Regions from separate parts of the Homo sapiens genome. Here regions 2 and 3 are each linked to region 1. The links are chromatin loops, found by intact Hi-C in ENCODE. Cell type or tissue: PC-3. All regions are shown on one strand. Each heading gives the region's core, and the rest is flanking DNA. Links, peaks and the distances in the headings are about the cores only.

Region 1 (6,003 bases), core at 659-5,658:
AAGTTACTGCTACCCCAACATGTAACTCATATAAAAATTGAGAAGACTTTTAACATTCTTTTGTGTTCTAAGGCTTTACACCCTCCCTCATCATCGTGGTGCTCTGACAGCCTGGTTTCTGCCCCAGTTCTGAGAGGTGTAAAGCGATGCACTCTTGTGAGTTAGAGCTGGACAGGAGGTTCCCTACCAGGCAGACGGCTGCTGCAATCTATACCTTCATCCTTTCGCAGTTGAGAGCTTAAGGGCCTTCAGTGGGGGCCGCCTGGATGTCTCCCAGGTGGGCCGGATTCTGTCTCCCTGCACTTAGTCCAGCGCCCATCCCAAGTCTAACGCTCTTCCACAGGACAGTCCTTTGGTATTTGAAGAAGGCTACCACAAGCCCCCAGAACATCCCTTTCCCAGACTCAAAGGCATGATTTCAAATTCCTTCACTCTCTCAGCTATTCTCCCAACTGCATTCCAGTGCGGTTTCTAGAGTTTTGCCTAGAACTGTACGCGACACCCCACATGTACCTACTCAGTCCCCACAGGACACCGATATTGCAATAATACTTTCCCCTGGGCTACAGAGAGCAGGTCAGCCAGGAAATGAATCCGGGCTCCCCAAAAGGACCGATTGCTAGTAATCTTCAAATAGGACTGCTACTGACAGGCAACTTGTGAACAAAGTAATTTGTATCTGCTGCCCTGCTCCAGCCTGGCTCACCACAGCTAGTTTTGTGGGGTCCTTACCCTTCTTCCCTTAACCCTGGAGAGCTTCTGCACTCTTAGAAAAATGCAGTGCCCTTCTTCACCCCAAAATAGGATTCTGTGCAACAGGGAGGGTCCGATGTGCATCTGACTGGTCAGCCTCTTCCTTCCCAAGCATCCTGGTAGGGATTAGGGTCAGCTTAGTTACCACGAAGGTGAATTCTGGGATGGGGAGAAACATGCACACGCACACACACACACACACACACACACACACGTGCGTAGTAGTAGTGAAACTGGGAATCTGGTCAAATCTCTGATCCCACTGAAAGTAATCAAAATGGCAGCAAAGGCATTACTGGAGAGTTGTACGTAACAGAATCATTTTCATGTTAGTTTTGACCTGGGTTCATGGAAGTCTACTCAAGTTATCCTCTGCAAATGCTGTCTCCTTTTCATGTAAATGTACTCTATCAGCAGGAAGCATGTACACAGAAGGCAGGGACACATGGCCTTTAATAAGCCACTGGTGCTCTATTTTCCCTAAAGGATAGAAATGATCTCAGGTTGATAAAAGCTACTGTTTATCAATCACCACTATGTACTATGGACCAGGTGCTGAGTTAGGCGCTCCCCTTAGAAGTGCTGTATCTAACTCTCTTGGTCCTGTGAGGCAGGAACTGTCCATTTCACAGATTGGAATGGTAAATCAGAAAGGACCAGTCATTTGCCCAAGGGTTGCACAGTAATAAGTGCTGGGAACCAGACTTGGAACGAGGGCTGTATAGTGCATGTAATCTTGGCTCCAAGCCCAGTCCCCTCATTTTAAAGCAGAGTTTTAGCTTGTCTTCTGTATATGATTTAGAGATGCAGAGTTTTAAGGTAAGCAATCTAAATGTAACCTGAGGGTCCTTTATTCAACCAGACAGTACAATATATTCAAATCTACCTAAAGATTTACTTTCTGACTTGATAGTGGATTTTTTTTCCTGAAAAATGATCACTTATGTCTCTAGCATTTAACTAGCATACAAAGCACTTCCACATAAATCATTAGCTCATCTGAGTTCCTTCGGCAGGTGATGTTCTATTTTACGGAGGAAGAAATGGTGCCTCAGAGAGGCTGGAACCTTGCTTGGGGTCCTGGGGGTGGAGCCCGGGAGGAAGCGCAAGGGCTGTGCTCTTCAGTCGGGTCGTCTGAGATCTCCACCATCTCAGACGACTCTGTTCCTCAGTCTCGGGAACAAAATGCAGGGGAGGCTTCAAACCATTTAACAGATTCGAGGCAGCCGACAGGGCCAGAGACGATTCAGAACCACGCAAAGGAGGGACCGTGGCAAATGGACACCATGAGTGTGGGCTAGAGTGTTGGATGATCCGGGTTCAAATCCTGACTCTGCCAGGGACAAGCTGGTGAGCTGGTGGTTGACTTTTCTGAGGCTTAGTTTCCTTGTCTATAAAACTGGACAGCAACAGACCCTACCTTCTTAGGTGACTCTATATATGTGCATACACACACACACACACACACACGCACATACACACAGCAGAAAGCAACAGATTCTAAACAGGGTCGAAACACAGTTTCCAAATTTGCTTCTAGGCTGCCTGGCGGGCTCTGTGCTTTCCTGAGGAGGGTGGGCAAAGAGACTGCTTTTCCAGGGTAATGACCTTGAGAACTGGGCCGCACCTCAAATCAAACCCTCTGTCAGTGCAGAAGAAGAGGCCCTTGGGCCTCACCCACTGTGTGCTGATGAAAGGTAGTCACAGTGTGTGCTTAGCACTTGTGTAACAGAGAGGACACGACACTAGAGCACTGCAGTGGGAGGACAGGGTACCCTCGATCAGCTTCTGCCCATACAAAGTGAATGGGGCTGGGGGCTCTTCTCATGCACTGATGAAGGGGGTGACATAGGTTGTGGCCCAGCACATGCGCTCATTGACCGGGAAAAGCAGTCTCCTCAGGAAAGCACAGAGCCTGCAGGGCAGCCTAGAAGCAAATTCCAAAACTCTTGTTTTGACTCTGCTCAGAATCCATAGCTTTGTGCTTCCAGAGTTTACAGAAAATATATTCCCAGCTGGGGTGACTTTTTAAACATTTCCCAGTAAGTCGATGGAAAACAAATCCGTTCCTGCCATTTTTAGTTCTTGAAATACCTTCTTGGCTTGGTCTTAATTTATTTGGGCTATTAATTTTCTGGACAGCAAAATAATAATTAGCATGGCTGGTGAGCAGAGGGAAACGTCTCACTCGATTGCACCCAGACATTTCTGGATAACATCATTCTTCAGAGTGTGACAGTCGAGGCTGTCTCCCTCCTTCAGCCTGGCTTCAGCACTGACAACATTTCCACAAGATGGCACTGCTGGTCCTCTCAGCCCGCGAACGCTCCGGCCAGCTCAGCCACCTCAAGGAGAAATGGAAGCCGGCCAGGCACTGCGGGCGAGGGCTGCTGGCACCTGGGCACGAGGGTGCCCCTTCTCCCCAGGAGTGGCTAATTGTCACGAGTCTGACCAAAGGCATATAAAACTCAACTTCAGTGTCGTAAACACAATTCTAAACCCGAGAGAAAATAATCTGGAACCTAATTCCTTCTAAATTTGGCATAAGAAATTTATAACATTTTTCAAAAGGGCACAACCAGAGGTGCTTTTCTAGGTGAGAATGCTTGAGCTCATGTTCACATTGGTCTAACAGCACCTTCTTTGCAGTGAGATGCTGTTTTCATACAACTGGAATCAGCCTTCAAATCCTTCAGTGAAGAGGCTGGGACGGCAATCTGCCCCTTCCTCAGAACTACTGCTTCCAGGACACTGTGATTTCAGGACAAAACTTCATCTCAACCTGTTCTTCTGGGTCTGGGCCAGGTCTGGGTCTGTGTGGGAAGGATGCTCTCATTTGGGGGTTCTGAAATATTTCTCTCCAGGTAGCATTCCACCCACAGATATTTGGCTAATTGTTGATCCAGATGTCAAAACTTCACAGAGATTTTTTTTTTTTTTTAGTTAGGAAAGGCTAAACCCCCAAGTTCTGAGTGTGTTGGGTGAATAGGGCTCATCAGTAGATGACGTGTTCCACACTCTGCATGTAGTGTGAAAGCCACAGACTGGGAGTCTGGTTTAAACAGGAGGGAACCTTCATTTTCCCTCTAGACACAGCTCCAGAAAGCTCCTGTGTGCCCAGCACTCTTCCCATTCCAGACCACTTCAGTTTCTGGCGTGTGGATCTTCCCTCCCCCTCCTCCTGCTCTTCCCTATTGTACCCCTTTCCCTGGATGCAAAGAAGGGGAAATAACAACAGGAAGTGTTAATTACCCTTCTCACATCTTATGGATTTAATACGTAGTGATGGTCCTGGGCCACTGAGAGTCTCAAAATTCATCACATATACAGAAGCGACCACATCTGAGGGGCACAGCCCAGGCACCACTTCCTGAAAGTGAGCCAGGGAATAGGGGGTGTGGCGGGGGGGAGGCTTCAGCCTGGTGTAGAAATCCCAGACATTCTGCTGCCATCTCCACAGGAGTCATAGGCGATTCAGAACCACAGACAAAAGCAGTGTCATGGCACGTTTGAGGGCTTGGGCTTAGGAAATAGATGGTTCTGGGGTTGAATCTCAGTTCAGATGAGCAGCCTCTCAAAGCCTCAGTGTCCATCTGTAAGATGGGAATGATTCCTACTTTGTAGAATAGGGAGTTTAAAGAAAATAATGTATTCACTGTGCTTGGAATAGGCCTCCACTGACAAGCTCATGTTTAGTGGCAATAAGTAATGAATTAGTTTCCTATGTAAAGACAGTCTAGAAATTGCTTTTTGTCTTCTAAAGCATAACACTTCCTTTCTCTCTCTCTCATTTCTTTCAAGACTGGGGAATTTCAGAGTTTCTCAGGGCTTCTTTGAAGAATGCCAGCGGGCCCACCTTGAGTTTCCTCACTCCTTTGTTCTAAGCATTGCGCTGTGCCATGGCGCAGGGTTTCAGGGCATTACTATGAGAAAAGGTTCCCCCAGCACCAAAGAGTGGGAATCCCTGTCCACCTCCACTGCCAGCAGCCTGAACAATTCAAACAGTATAAAGCAGCAAAAATGACTGCTTCCTTTCCTTAATGAAATGTTCCAGAGAAGGTAACTTTTAGGAAGAATGTAGGTTATCATTAAGGGCAAGGGGCAAACTTAAAAAAAAGGGTGCATGTTTAACTACATGGCAATGTGGAACATACTGGGGGGAAGCCCGCCTAGGCTTAGCTCTAAAGCTACATTGTTGGGAGACCTTGGCTGTAGGTGGGCCATCTCTAAAGACGCTAGATCAGGCATTGGACATAGTCCTTTGCAGTATTCAGAAAGGCTCCTGGCACTGCCCTAGGAAGTGCCTGCTCACCGTGCTTTATTACATGGTTAGCTCGTTACAAGACAGATGCGCGGCTGTCCAGCAGGGCCTGAGGACAATTGGTATGATTATTAGTCTGTATAACGATCATCTATGTATTAAAAACTTTACATGTTGCTTGATTTCAGTATGTAACATTTACCCTAAAAACCGTTCCATCTTTGATTCTGAACACGTCCACGCTTTAGAGTCACTCTTTGGAATTTCAATTATGGGGAGGTGCTGGTGACTGCTTAATGCTGATTAGACAGGTGCTTTAAAAATCACTCTATTTATTGTCTATATTTTGAAATGCAATCTTCAGGCTCAAGGGTCATGTTATAAATGGTTTAATTTTTGGGAGGTGGGTGTCCATGGTTCAAAGTACAAAGTATTTTAAATAGGATAAAACTATGGTGGCTCTAAAAAGGAAAATGATCATGTAGGTAGAAAAAAATCCAACAAGACAACTGTCATTGGAATTCCTATTAGAAAGAAGTACACATTAATCCAATACAGACACCAAAAAACTCATCTGGTCTGAGTCTACTTCCATCTCCGGAAGCACAGGTGGCTGACCTTAAATGGGACCAGCTGTCACTAGGATGTTTTTGTGTCGAACCCAGCAACAGAATTAGAGAGATGCCAGAGTTAACTTGCACTGAGGATACTTTCCAGCCAGGTGTCTGGCTGGAAAGTCACAGAGCTACGCATCTAGCAAGAATCAAAGCCTGGCCTGTGAGAACCACGCACAGTGTGGACTCAGGTCAGGGACACTGCATGATGGACAAGGGCTTTCTGAATTCCTGAATTCACCAGGAATTATGTCCTTAGTCCACCTTTCCCACACACAGCAAGGGAGGGAGTTGGTGAGCTGAGAGCACAGCTACTCACCAGCCAGCCAGGCTGATGCAGTAAGTGTCCTCAGTGGTCTCTGGATCTGCAAATTC
Region 2 (6,003 bases), core at 733-5,732, 350 kb after region 1:
CACTTGGATAATCTAGGATGATCTCATCTCAAGACCCTTAACTTAATTGTATCTGCAAATACTCTTTTTCCAAATAAGGTCACACTCACAGATTCTGGGGACTTAGACTTGGACAGATTTTTGGGGGGCCACCATCTCACCCACTACACTTTCCTTATCTCCTCTCCCATCCCTCCTTTATCTTAAAGAATGTTCCCTTCCCTTCTCTGTCCTCTCTTCCTGTCTTCCACTGATAAGTTGGAGACTCAGGACCTTCCTCCTTGGTGGTTTTAACCAGAAATATTAAGTGGCTGGTCCCCTGTCTGTGCTGCAGGGCAGGGTGGCTGCTGGCTCAGCAGCTGTTGGGGCTACTTGGTGTGGGATGGGGTGGAAACGGGTATGCTGCCGGTTCTGGGTTGAATTGTTACCCCCTCACCAAAATTCTTATGTTGATATCCTAACCCCCAGTCCCTCAGAATGCGGCCTTATGTAGCAACAGGGTCATTGCTGATGTAATTAGTTAAGAGGTCATACTGGAGTGGGGTGGGCTCCTAATCCAATATGACAGAGATCCTTACAGAAAGGGGAAATTTGGATCCAGAGATAGATGCACACAAGGAAAGCACCATGTGAAGATGAAGCAGAGATTGAGGCGATGCTTCTACAAGCCAAGGAACGCCATCTATTGACAGCAAATCAGCAGAAGCGAGGGCGGCAGCCTAGGACAGATTGTCCCTCACAGCCTTCCAAGGCAATCGACCCTGTGACACGCTAATCTGAAACTTCCTGCCTCCAGCACATTTAACCCATGCAGTTAGGGGCACTTTGTTATAGGAACCCTATTAAACCAACACACTGCTTGACTTTTGGGTTTAGGTACGTTTCAGAGCTGCTACTTTGAAGAAGAGACCACAAAGAACAGTTCTATTTTGCTTTATTTGACAAATAATCATGTCTCATCAGTCATATGGAATCCCACGGAATTTGCCATTTCACTTTTAACGCTGTCTGAAATCTCATTGAATGATATCTCAACTTGGTATTTAAGACCAAATAAGCAAAAGCAAATAAATAAAATAAATAAAAATGATGCTTCAGTTAATCACATTGGCTGCCATCATCACTGTCACTACCACTGGATTCTGTTTTGTCCAAATCTGTTAAAACAAAACAAAACAAAACAAAACAAACAACAACAAAAAAACAGGCTTCAAGCTCCCTGGAGTTAACAAAGCACAGAGCCAGCACTGACGAAATGGCAAGCTCAAGACCAATTTCTCTAGAAAGTCCTTGACAGCCACAGAAAGCCCATGCGTTTTCATGGGCATAATCACCAACATTATTGGGGACAGAAAATAAAGTTTAAAATTCTGTCATCAGTGACTCTTCTCAGCAGAGCCTCCTCATGAATTTCCGGAGGGTTAATGAGCTGAGTTTCATGACCGTGAGTGCCTCTGTGAAAGCCATGCTTCTCTCAGAGAGATGAGTGTGCACACAGGCTCTTCATCTTGGAAATGAAAGATTACTTGCACATGGCACTCCGGCTGCTTCAGAAAGCAGGGAAAGCTGCCAGTACACACCTCTGCCTGTCCAGGAGGATGATGTCACAGGAAGCGGGACTGGGCAACTGGTTCTACAGGAACGCAGGGACCCAATCACATCACATACAGTTCCCCACCAACAGCGATGGCAAAAATGCCTTTTGTATTGTTTTCCCACGTAAAAGGCATTGTTTTGGGGTCTGAGTTTAAACCAAAGAGACACAATTATCCACCAAGGGGTGTGCTGGCTAGGGAAGGGACGGAGAGAGGGACAGGATATGTGTATATTTAGGGGTATAAAGAGTATGGCTCCATGTCTACATACACACAGATGCACAGATACATGCATACATATGTGCCGTGACTTTCGTTTATCAGCAGGTCAATAAAAACATAGAAAGATCAGTGTATTCCATTGCTTGCTGCTCTGGTATAGGTCCAGCGTCACCCTAATAAATACAAATCACATACTTCAATCCTAGCAGAAGTAGGCTGGGGGCACAAGACTGTGAGTGCCATTTTTTCTGTTGACCATGTCATGTCGCTAGCTCCCTCTTGCTTACCAGGTAAAATACCAGCTCTTGGGACTGGCCAACAGGACCCCTGCAGGGCTGGGGAGCTGCTGTGTTCCTAGCAGGTGACCCTGCTTGTAATTTTGTAAATATGCTCCAGGAGATGGGACTCTCAGGTTTAAGTCCTGTTGTTTTCGCTTCCTGCATTGTTTGCTCCTTTGTCTGGTTAACTTCAACTTCTCCGGGCTCAATTCAGGGGTTCCACCATTTAGGGAGGCTTTCCTAAATCGCTCCTCCCAAAGCTGCTTCTGCTGGCCGCTTCACCATCCCCAAATCCTGGCATTCCTCTAGCACAGCACAAGGGTCCATTCACTTCAGTACCCTCCTTGAGGCAAGGAAATACAGGCTCTTTATCACCTGAGCTCCCAGAACCTGGAACTGGCCTGGATCAAGGTCCATGTTCTACAAACACTGCCCTGAATGAAGTGTCATCCAATCTCTGCATCTACTTAGCCATGAACAAATAAAACAGGACCCCACCCAAACCAAACCATGGCAAACAGTCAGGTATCCCAAGGTAGTTTCTAAGACTGAAGCATAAGCTATTCCCTGAGTGAGGGTAGCTGCCTTCAGAGATTTACATGATCTCAAATATTAGTCCTAAATTTAATGTGATATTGTTTTATTTCCCCATAAAAATCTTGCATGCATATATTTTTAGGTACTGCATTTAGTTGCCTGGGAAACAGCAGGGTCTGTGCAGAGAGAAGGAAATGTTTCAGAGAGCGTTAGCCACAGAAGAGTTTCTGGAATATTCTCTAATGGTGCAACCATCCACCCCATGGATGCATAACTTAAACAGTTGAGCCATGTAACATCCCTGCCCCACACTGCCCCTGTGTTGAGCTGACAGGTAGAGTCATCTATGGCAACTCAAGCACAGATTTGTAGAGGGTCACAGCAGTGCTATATCCAGCTAGTGTCATTTGGCTGGATTGCATACTAGACTTGTGATTTTCACATATGTGTAGACATAATCTATGCCTACTGAAAAAGATTGGAAGGAATAGTTCTTTTGGAGAAAGACAGAATTTGCCAGGTTTCCAGGTCTCCTTGAGAGACGTCTGTACAAGATCTGGAGCCGGGTTCCTCCAGCTTGGCACTGTTGATATTTTGGGCTGGACCATGCTGTGTTGTGAGGCTGTCCCATAGCCTGCAGGACAGACAGCAGCAGCTCTGGCCTCCACCCACTAGGTGCCAGTAGCACCCTCCCATCCACACCAGTTGTGACAACAAAAAATGTTTTCTGATATTGCTAAATATCTCCTGGGGGACAAAATTGCCCCATGTTGAAAGCTATTGCTCTAGAGATTCCGAGGTAAGACGAGGTCACTGCTGGAAATGGGGGAAGGTAAGTCACCTTCTGAAAGTCAAGGGATGGGCATTTCAAGGAGCTAAAGGGAGGATCCTTTTTGCTAAAGCCTCCTGATATCTATTCCATACTTCTCACCTGCCTCAATAACCTCCTAAGCTCCTGGAACGTCATGCCTCATGGGCTTTTGGAGGCTTTTGTGTGATTAGAGGGGAGGACAAGGGTGTGATTTGGTAAAACTGACATAATACAAATTGCTTGTCAAATTTCCTCTCACTTGTCTGTGGAGTGCAATAGTAGGAACATTTGCACAGAGAAAAATAAATGTCTAAACATGCATTGGCACAGACAGTACACTAACTTTCAACCTAATGAAAGAAACCTAATGAATGAAAATGTAAGGCTTGCCAAATGTGTTATGATAACTCTCCAGTGCCAAGGAAATATCACCCTCCCCACGGATACCCTGGCAAGCCTGCGAGTTTACCCCAGTCAGCAGGTGCACCAACCATCTCCCCTGCATTGTAGGTGAGTGTATCTATCCCTCATTACAAGGCTTCTTGAAATTCCTTCTGAACTTTCTTTCTGGAAATGCTATCCATTATCCAGGCACCCAAACCCACCCCTTTGTGCATGGAATGTGTCCAATAAATAACTGGGTTTCATACCACTTGTGCAAAAGCAACATAAAAAGTGCTTTTTCCTTAAGGGGAAATATCTCACCATTTATACCTCCTGGGAGTTAGTAGTTTCATTTAAATACTAACTTTGTAAGCCACAAGCAATTCGCTGTCTTAGTGGAGGGAAATACTCTTCTGTCCATGTTGCTACATACAGACTACTGTTAACAAATAAGAATGGAGATATTTCCAGTGCCAGGCTCATAGTAGTGCCCAACCAATTTCAGTGAAGGAGTCTAGCAAGTTGAACAAAGTGCTACTTCAATAATCTATTCCTGAAAACTTGTTTTTAATGTGGTTTAGAGGATACAATTGTGCATGTATATTTTAGCCTATGGAATTTTAACTGGATGCTCTTTCTTCTTCCCTTTCTACCAATTTCTGGTAGATTTCTTTCTACTTTCAAGCCATGTTCTTTTTCCACCCAGGTCTATTGGTCCCTAGGCCTTGAGACCCAGAGTCAATAACACCTTCCCTACAAGAAACACACCCAGAAGTGTCCACCACCTCAGGTCCCAGTGAAAAGAGGTCCAAGGAGATACTAAGCTACGTTCAATGTTTCCCTTTGGTTAACTGCCTGCTTCTTACATTTCCACAATGATTTCCTTTACAATTTGTATCTACTGCTACAAATGGCTTATAGATGTAGTACCAGAAGGAGAAAAACTAATAATAGATAATTTTCTCAAAATTACCTGGCTATATTTAGTTTCATGACAATTAACTAAAAACTAATTTAAAATAAAGTATAATTTGGAACCAGAGCTCTATTACGTTATAACTCTCACATATGTCCCCATGGAGAGACTGAATATGCAAATGGACAATGGTCAGACAATGCATAAAAACAGAACTTTGACCCACAACCTGAGCATCCTGCCCAGGAAACCAACTCCTTACCTGTAATAAGCAACTCAGGAAGCAAGCCTGCTATTAGTTTCACAGAAAGACAGATTGCCATCTCTATTCAGAACTTGTGCAACATTTGGCCCCAGATGGCCAGGACGTGATTCATAAATGAAAGCTTCCCTAGTTTTTGTCTCTGCTTCCAACTGAGGACCAACCAGAGAAGGCCAGGCATACACCCCAACCAATCACCAGGGGTGCTCCACTTCTGGTTGGCTCATAACATCTCCGTGCTATCAGCTTCCAATTAGGGCACAACTGAAGCTTCCCTTTTCTCCACTATAATATTTACCACTCTTCTGCCTTTAAGTCTCTGCCAAAACACAAGTGATAATGGCCAGCCCCCTTGCTATAGGAAGCTCAGAATAGACAGCCTTTGCTTTTCTCCTTTGGTTGTTTATTTCCACAAAGCCTGCCCTACCAGAACAAAAGCGCATTCATTCTTAGTAAATTGCTAGTGAATTTCCTTCTCAAGGGTCTCAAAAAGGCTCTTTATTAACATATACTGCCATCTCTAGGATGCAGTACATTTGCCCAATGGCCAGAGCTCTAGTGGGTATGGGTACCTATGAAGCTTAGATCATGCAGAGAGATATGAGTTAACCAAAATAGAAGAGAATTTTGGGTGGGGGACAAGCAATTAGCTATATCAGAATTTGGCTGGGGCAATAAGAATATAAAAATGGAGACACAGCTCCCTGGTTAATTTTAGTAGCCTTGTAGAAATTTGAGATAAACTGACAAGAACCCTGGCCTTCATTGACAAGAGCTTTAGCTGCATTGTAAGCCACTGGTTCAAGCTCATGCATTTGGAACTTCTCTTGATTGTATCTACATCTCTTAGGAAAGAAGTGAGGAATAGAAAAATACAAATGTTTGAGACTAATAAAGAAGTATGTAAGATATGAAAATTCATCTAATAACTGAGAAATCAGAATTGCAAAAGATTTTTCATGAGAGTTGAGTCATTTCCTCTAATTTTTAGAATTAGGTTTCTTTTTTTAAAGCTATAG
Region 3 (6,003 bases), core at 733-5,732, 490 kb after region 1:
TGGTGGCAGGTGCCCTGTAGTCTCAGCTACTCGGGAGGCTGAGGTAGGAGAATCGCTTGAACCCAGGAGATGGAGGTTGCGGTGAACCGAAATTGCACCACTGCACTCCAGCCTGGGTGACAGAGCGAGACTCCATCTCAAAAAAAAGCACAAAAAACAAAAAAACAAAAAAACAAAAACAAAAACAAAAAACAAAAAAACATAAAACAGAGCACTGTACTATATTCCTAAAACAAGGTTATCACAGAAAATATGAACCATGCCTTTAAATATACATATTTATCTCGAACTCCTGACCTCAGATGATCCACCCACCTCAGCCTCCCAAAGTGCTGGGATTACAGGCATAAGCCACTATGCCTGGACTAAATATACATATTTATCTGTACCTAACCCTGACATTCTATAATGTCTCCATTTTTAGTTATCTTCACAAAGGAGATAGGAGATATATTTGTTATAAGAGATATGGTTTTAAAAAATCATTTTCTGACCTCCACTTCTAAAAGTTAGTAAATTTGAGGGCTGAGGACCTATTGACACCTCAACCCTCTTATTAAAGGCTTAAATGACTCTCAGAATAGATAACCCTGGATATTATATAATATTTAAAAAAATATGTAATTGGCTTGGAGAAAGCAGGTATTTGTATTCCAAAATGATGCTGCGTAAACATGGAAGAACTTTTGGTTTGGTGCTTATTACATTAACCTTTTAATATTTCCTTCTCAACCTAACATGGGGATAACAATGACACACATTTTATTTGCTGGAAATAATAAACTAAAGGCTCTGCTCATTGAAGAAATAACTCACAGCAATGACCTTCATTGAGGGATCGCTGAGGCTAGAGCACTAATTCTGTAACTAGCAATAAAAACAGGGTTGATATGGTTTGCTCTGGGTCCCCACCCAAATCTCATCTCGAATTGTAAGCCCCATGTGTTGAGGGAGGGACCTGGTGGGAGGTGACTGCATCATGGGGGGTGGTTTCCCCCATGCTGTTCTTGTGATAGTGAGTGAATTCTCATGAGATCCAGTGGTTTTAAAGTGGGGCACTTCCCCCGCATCGCTCTCTCTCTCTCTCCTCCACTATGCTTCCTTTTGGCCTTCCGCTACGATTGTAAGTTTCCTGAGGACTACTCAGCCATGTGGAACTGTGAGTTAATTAAACTTCTTTCCTTTATAAATTACCCAGTCTCAGGAAGTTCTTTATAGCAGTGTGAAAACAGACTAATACAAGGGTCATGTGGCCTTAAATGTAATATGTTATTTTGGAAGCAGAGTCCTAGGTTAATATTTAAAGCATTTAAAGAAAGAAACATAATAGCGATTGGTTGAGAACTCACTTTTAAGTTTCACACACTGAAAGCACAAGCAAGGCTTATGTGCCTCACATATTGTAGAGTCTCAGCATCATGGTCCCTGCAAGCAGATGGGCTCCTCTGTTCATGTCCCTGACCCCCAAGGCAGGATGTAGAGTGAAGAAGGACCTCACTTATCCTGCTGGGGACAGGGTCTGTAACACTGATCTCTTTTCCATATTTGCCCTAGGGCTTAGCTGAGCAACACACTCTAGATCCTGCTACCTCGTAGAAAACAGTGAAAATGTGATCTGGCTCTTTAGAGAACCAAACTGAAATACATCACTCCTAACGATGCCAACTGGCAACTCCTATAAAGAGTTCCCATGTAGCAGGGATGCTGGCTCCCATCTGAGTTGATGTCTCTGTCCTCTTCAGAGTTCAGACAGGGCTGAGCACTCCCGGTTGCCTGAGGATGTGGAGCTGACAGAGTCTACTAGTATGTGGGCCCGGAGGTTCTGGGGAAGAACCAAGTCTGTGCACTTGAGGTCTGGGATGTGTTTGGGCAGGTTAGGCAGGCTGGGCAGAGGCTGACTGGTGGGGCAGGAAAAGCTCCTAGGAGGGAACTGATGTGAATGCAAACCAGCCAGCGGGTACCAGGAGCAGGGTGCAGTGGCGGGGAGGGTGGACCCAATGACTGGAGTGGGAGCCATTATTTGACTCGCCCTTAGCCCAGCAACAGAGAGGCAAGTCTCAATTCCCGGGAAAGAGGCTAAGGTGGGAAAAGCTCTTTCTGTAATGCCTGGGGTATAAGAAGTGCTCTTCAGGGATTCTAGTACAAATTGTAATGCAAGGGGCAGTGAGCCATTCTTTCTCTCTGGCTTACCTACTACCTCATAGCTGCAGTCTCCTGGGGGCTCAGGGTAGACACATGTGGGGCCACTTTGCCCGGGAAGCAGCAGGTGAGATGGCGACAACCAGCAGAGCACACAGGCTGTGCCCCGGGGAGCCATGGTGACCAGCTGAGAGAACTGCAAGCTCTAAAAGCACTGTGGAAGCTTCTGCCAAGCCCAGTGTATAGAACAGATACACAAAGAAGTCGGGGATAGTAGTGCTTCCAGTGTGGAACTGCGTCTGGTAGAGCAGGATGGTAGGGAGGGCTGTGTGATAGCCAAAAACCCAGGAGGCTCCGTGTGTATGTGTGTGTGTGTGTCTGTGTGTGTGTCTGTGTGGTGTGTGTGTGGTGTATGCGTGTGGTGTGTGTGTGTGTTATGTGTGGCATGTGTGTGTGGATGTGTGTATGTGTGTGTGTGTGTGTCTGTGTGTGTGTCTGTGTGGTGTGTGTGTGGTGAATGCGTGTGGTGTGTGTGTGTATGTGTGGCATGTGTGTGTGGATGTGTGTGTGTGTTATGTGTGGCGTGTGTGCATGGATGTGTGTGGTGTGTATGTGTGGTGTGTGTGGAGGCTATGTGTGTGGTGTGTGTGTGGGGGGGTGCGTGGTATCTGTGTAGTATGTGTGTGGTGTGTGTGTAGTATGTGTGTGGTGTGTGGGTGTGTGTGGCGTGTGTGATGTATGTGTGGTGTGTGTGGGGTGTGTGTGGGGGGTGTGTGTGGTGTGTGTGGTATGTGTGGGGTGTGTGTGGATGGAGTGTGTGTGTGGTGTGTGTGTGGATGGGGTGTGTGTGTGTGGATGGGGTGTGTGTGTGGTGTGAGTGGGCGTGTGGTGTGTGTGGGGTATGTGTGTGTGGGTGTGTGTGTAGTGTGTGTGTGGTATATGTGTGTGGTGTGTACGTGTGTAGTGTGTGCATGCACACACCCGGGCATGTATGTTCATGCCTGCATGTGCTGGTCTGTGTGGGTATGCCTACATTGCACAGGTATGTTTGCATGCACCCACCTTCGTGTGCACATCTAAGAGTGTGCACACCTGTATATATATGTCTGTGTGTGCAAGTAAAGTTAGTGACTTAGTTTTTGGAGGAGAGGGATGGATGTGAGACACTTGGTTTTAAGTAAATTTGCCTCAACTTCAACCTCTCTCTTCCCCCATCCATGTCTAGGTAGCTTTTCCACTGCCCACGATGGCTTCAAAACTCTTAATTGCAGGTGATTGCCCTCAACTTCCCGCCCTCAACTTCCCACCCGCAACTCTTACTACTAGCCATGTCCCCCAAGGATTGGGTAATACTATCTTTGTATAAAAGAGATACAGCAAAAGAAACTGGCAACAGTCAATGGGGAGAAGCAATGCCAAGGGTAGCTGTGGGCTGTTGTCCTTGCAAATTTCATATGACTGACAGACTTTCTGTGGCCTAATGATTTTTTAAAAGGTAATTTGCATAGATATAGCTGTTTCCATAGCAACTCAGATTGTGTTTCATTACACTGCAGCCCTAATGGCAAGCAGCTTTAGGAAAGCTACCTAGAGATGGTGAGGGAGCCCCCTGGAGGTAAAGGGAATTTTAGTAAGATCCTGGTATTTGGAGTTTGGATCAGCAAATTTTAGAGATATTCCTTTCCATTCACTAAGCATGTGGCTTATCTAATCAGACATAGTGTTTGCTTTTGGGAGAGTTGCCCTTCTGAGATCACCTGATCATTTCCTTCTTTTCAATCCCATTTTCATTAGATTCAAATTATAAATACCTAGCCATGCTCAATGTGAAGTTTATACATGACAAAAAAATTTCACATCTGTGTTTATACACTTCAATAACTAAGTTAATAGCAAGGGCAGTTTTGCAGAAAATTATTAAATTGATAGACTGCTTGAAAATCCTAAATGATCCATGTTCATCTCATAACTACAACTGTATGTTAAATACAAATTTCTATCTCCTGTTAATTTAACGAAGCCTTAGGAAGTCTCCTGAAAAAGGCATGGAAAGTAAGGCATATTAACATGCCCCTCCACCCATACGTGTCCTTAATAAAGGATGCACGTGATTGGCTGTGCATAAGTGATTACACAGATCAGAAAATGCCCCAAGGTCAAAAGTAGAGAGGATGGCATCGACACTCTCCAGCTAGCGGGTACAGATACCCAGCAGCTAAGGCCCCACTGCTAAAGAAGAGCAAATCAATTTAGTTTCTTTTTTTTTTGGTTTTTTTTTTTTTGAGACCAAGTTTTGCTCCTGTTGCCCAGGCTAGAGTGCAGTGGTGCAATCTCAGCTCACTGCAACCTCCGCCTCCTGGGTTCAAGTGATTCTCCTGCCTCAGCCTCCTGACTAGCTGAGATTACAGGTGCCTGCCACCGTGCCTGGCTAATTTTTTGTATTTTTAGTAGAGACAGGGTTTTATCATGTTGGCCAGGCTGGTCTCGAACCCCTGACCTCAAGTGATCCAATTGCCTCGGCCTCCCAAAGTGCTGGGATTACAGGCTTGAGCCACCGCGCCTGGCCTAGTTTTGTGTACTCTCTCTCTTTCTCACTCGCTCATGCTGTCTCTCTCTGTCCCTCCCTCTTTCTCTTTCTCTCAAACTCTTTTCTTTCATTACCACAAGCATGCGTAGAACCAATATAAAATTAAACATCTGCTTCAAAACTGCAAACTCACTTAAAAGGCAAAGACTGAAACATAACAAAAACCGCTAAAGTTAATGTCCAAGACTTCTTTTGGTTAATAAAAGTGTTTCTGAATGCTTTGAAATCAGTATCTCGCAGTCTTAGATTTCCATGCATATTACTGCCTCTCACTAACGATGGAGGGGAATAATTTTTAAGAATAAAGGATGGGGGATGGTTCTTTCTAATCTAAAAAGAATCATTTGACATAAAATGTGAGAAATGAAAGTAGCCTTTTTTCTACTGATACCTGTGAATGCAAATGTGGTTCACTGTTAAGTATATCTGGAAACCAGATAAGAGCGCATGTTTATGTTTGCTTTTAATTAACTGCACAGATAAGCCTCAGAAAATAAATTTGTGAACAGAGCAGGTATGCCACTTGAAAACAGAATTGCACTTATGAATTAAAATCCATTTTCTCAAAAAAAAATCCAACATGCATGAAAGCCAAATACTATGTAGGGCAAGCAGCTCTTTTAACTAATATGTATCATAATTTTAAGTGCTAACTGTGTTTGCTATAGACTGCTGTACTTGAAGTACTGAATGCTTTTATGCTCAAGGTTCCATGGTTTTTAAATTGCCTGAAAATATGTCCTAACTTTTAAGTTGGCCGACTGTCATTTGCATAGTAGATTAATCCTTGTTCACTATTGTGAATTAATAGTCTGTGGAATTATTTTGTCTCATCAACGAGGACACAGCTGACTCTGGGTGTGTCCCTAGCAATTTTTGTGTGAAGTGAATCAAGTTATGTAGAAACTTATCAAGCACGTTCCTCATTATTCCTTCCACCCAAAGGCCCTTAACTTCTAGAAGAATTGTAGATTAAAAGGCAAATATGGATGGAAGGAGAAGACCAGACTGTTTGAACCCGCAGCACTCGGACTCAATGCAAGGAGAGTGGCAAGCAGATATGCAGAAGGAAGCTGCTTTGCGCAGGAGTGCTTGTGCCTTAGTCTGAGCAGGTGTGCAAGAACACACATGCCCACCCCTGCATGCACACGGATGACTCAGTTCTCAATCCATTCTTATTAAAGAAGCATGCAAAGAGAGTTTGCCCCTGTAACCTTCGTGGCCCATGTTTTATTCTCCTGCTCCCATTACCTGCACGCCAAACCCATATGCATCTT

The links. A loop is a pair of places that touch in the nucleus more often than their neighbours do. Peaks named below come from ENCODE experiments on the same cell type or tissue, not always from the same donor. Only the 100,000 strongest peaks of a DNase experiment are listed, where the experiment ranks them.
Region 2: a loop joins it to region 1, with 5 times the contacts of the local background. A loop is called at or near these places in 8 of 110 quality-filtered maps.
Region 3: a loop joins it to region 1, with 20 times the contacts of the local background. A loop is called at or near these places in 38 of 110 quality-filtered maps.

What each region holds. Positions count from the first base shown.
Region 1 is chr5:10,692,187-10,698,189 of GRCh38, forward strand. All of the region lies in intron 2 of DAP (death associated protein), which reads right to left. Among named protein-coding and RNA genes, the nearest start is that of DAP-DT, 66 kb to the right of the region's middle. RefSeq lists a silencer at 3,102-3,161. In PC-3, for the core only: a CTCF peak has its summit at 3,037 (motif pointing right); a DNase peak (open chromatin) is centred at 3,075; H3K27ac peaks cover 1,952 bases.
Region 2 is chr5:11,045,684-11,051,686 of GRCh38, forward strand. The region is part of intron 16 of CTNND2 (catenin delta 2); the gene reads right to left. Among named protein-coding and RNA genes, the nearest start is that of CTD-2154B17.1, 260 kb to the left of the region's middle. In PC-3, for the core only: CTCF peaks have their summits at 3,301 (motif pointing right) and 3,503; DNase peaks (open chromatin) are centred at 1,578 and 5,068; H3K27ac peaks cover 1,098 bases.
Region 3 is chr5:11,179,154-11,185,156 of GRCh38, forward strand. The region is part of intron 11 of CTNND2 (catenin delta 2); the gene reads right to left. Among named protein-coding and RNA genes, the nearest start is that of CTD-2154B17.1, 400 kb to the left of the region's middle. In PC-3, for the core only: CTCF peaks have their summits at 3,731 (motif pointing left) and 3,934; a DNase peak (open chromatin) is centred at 3,738.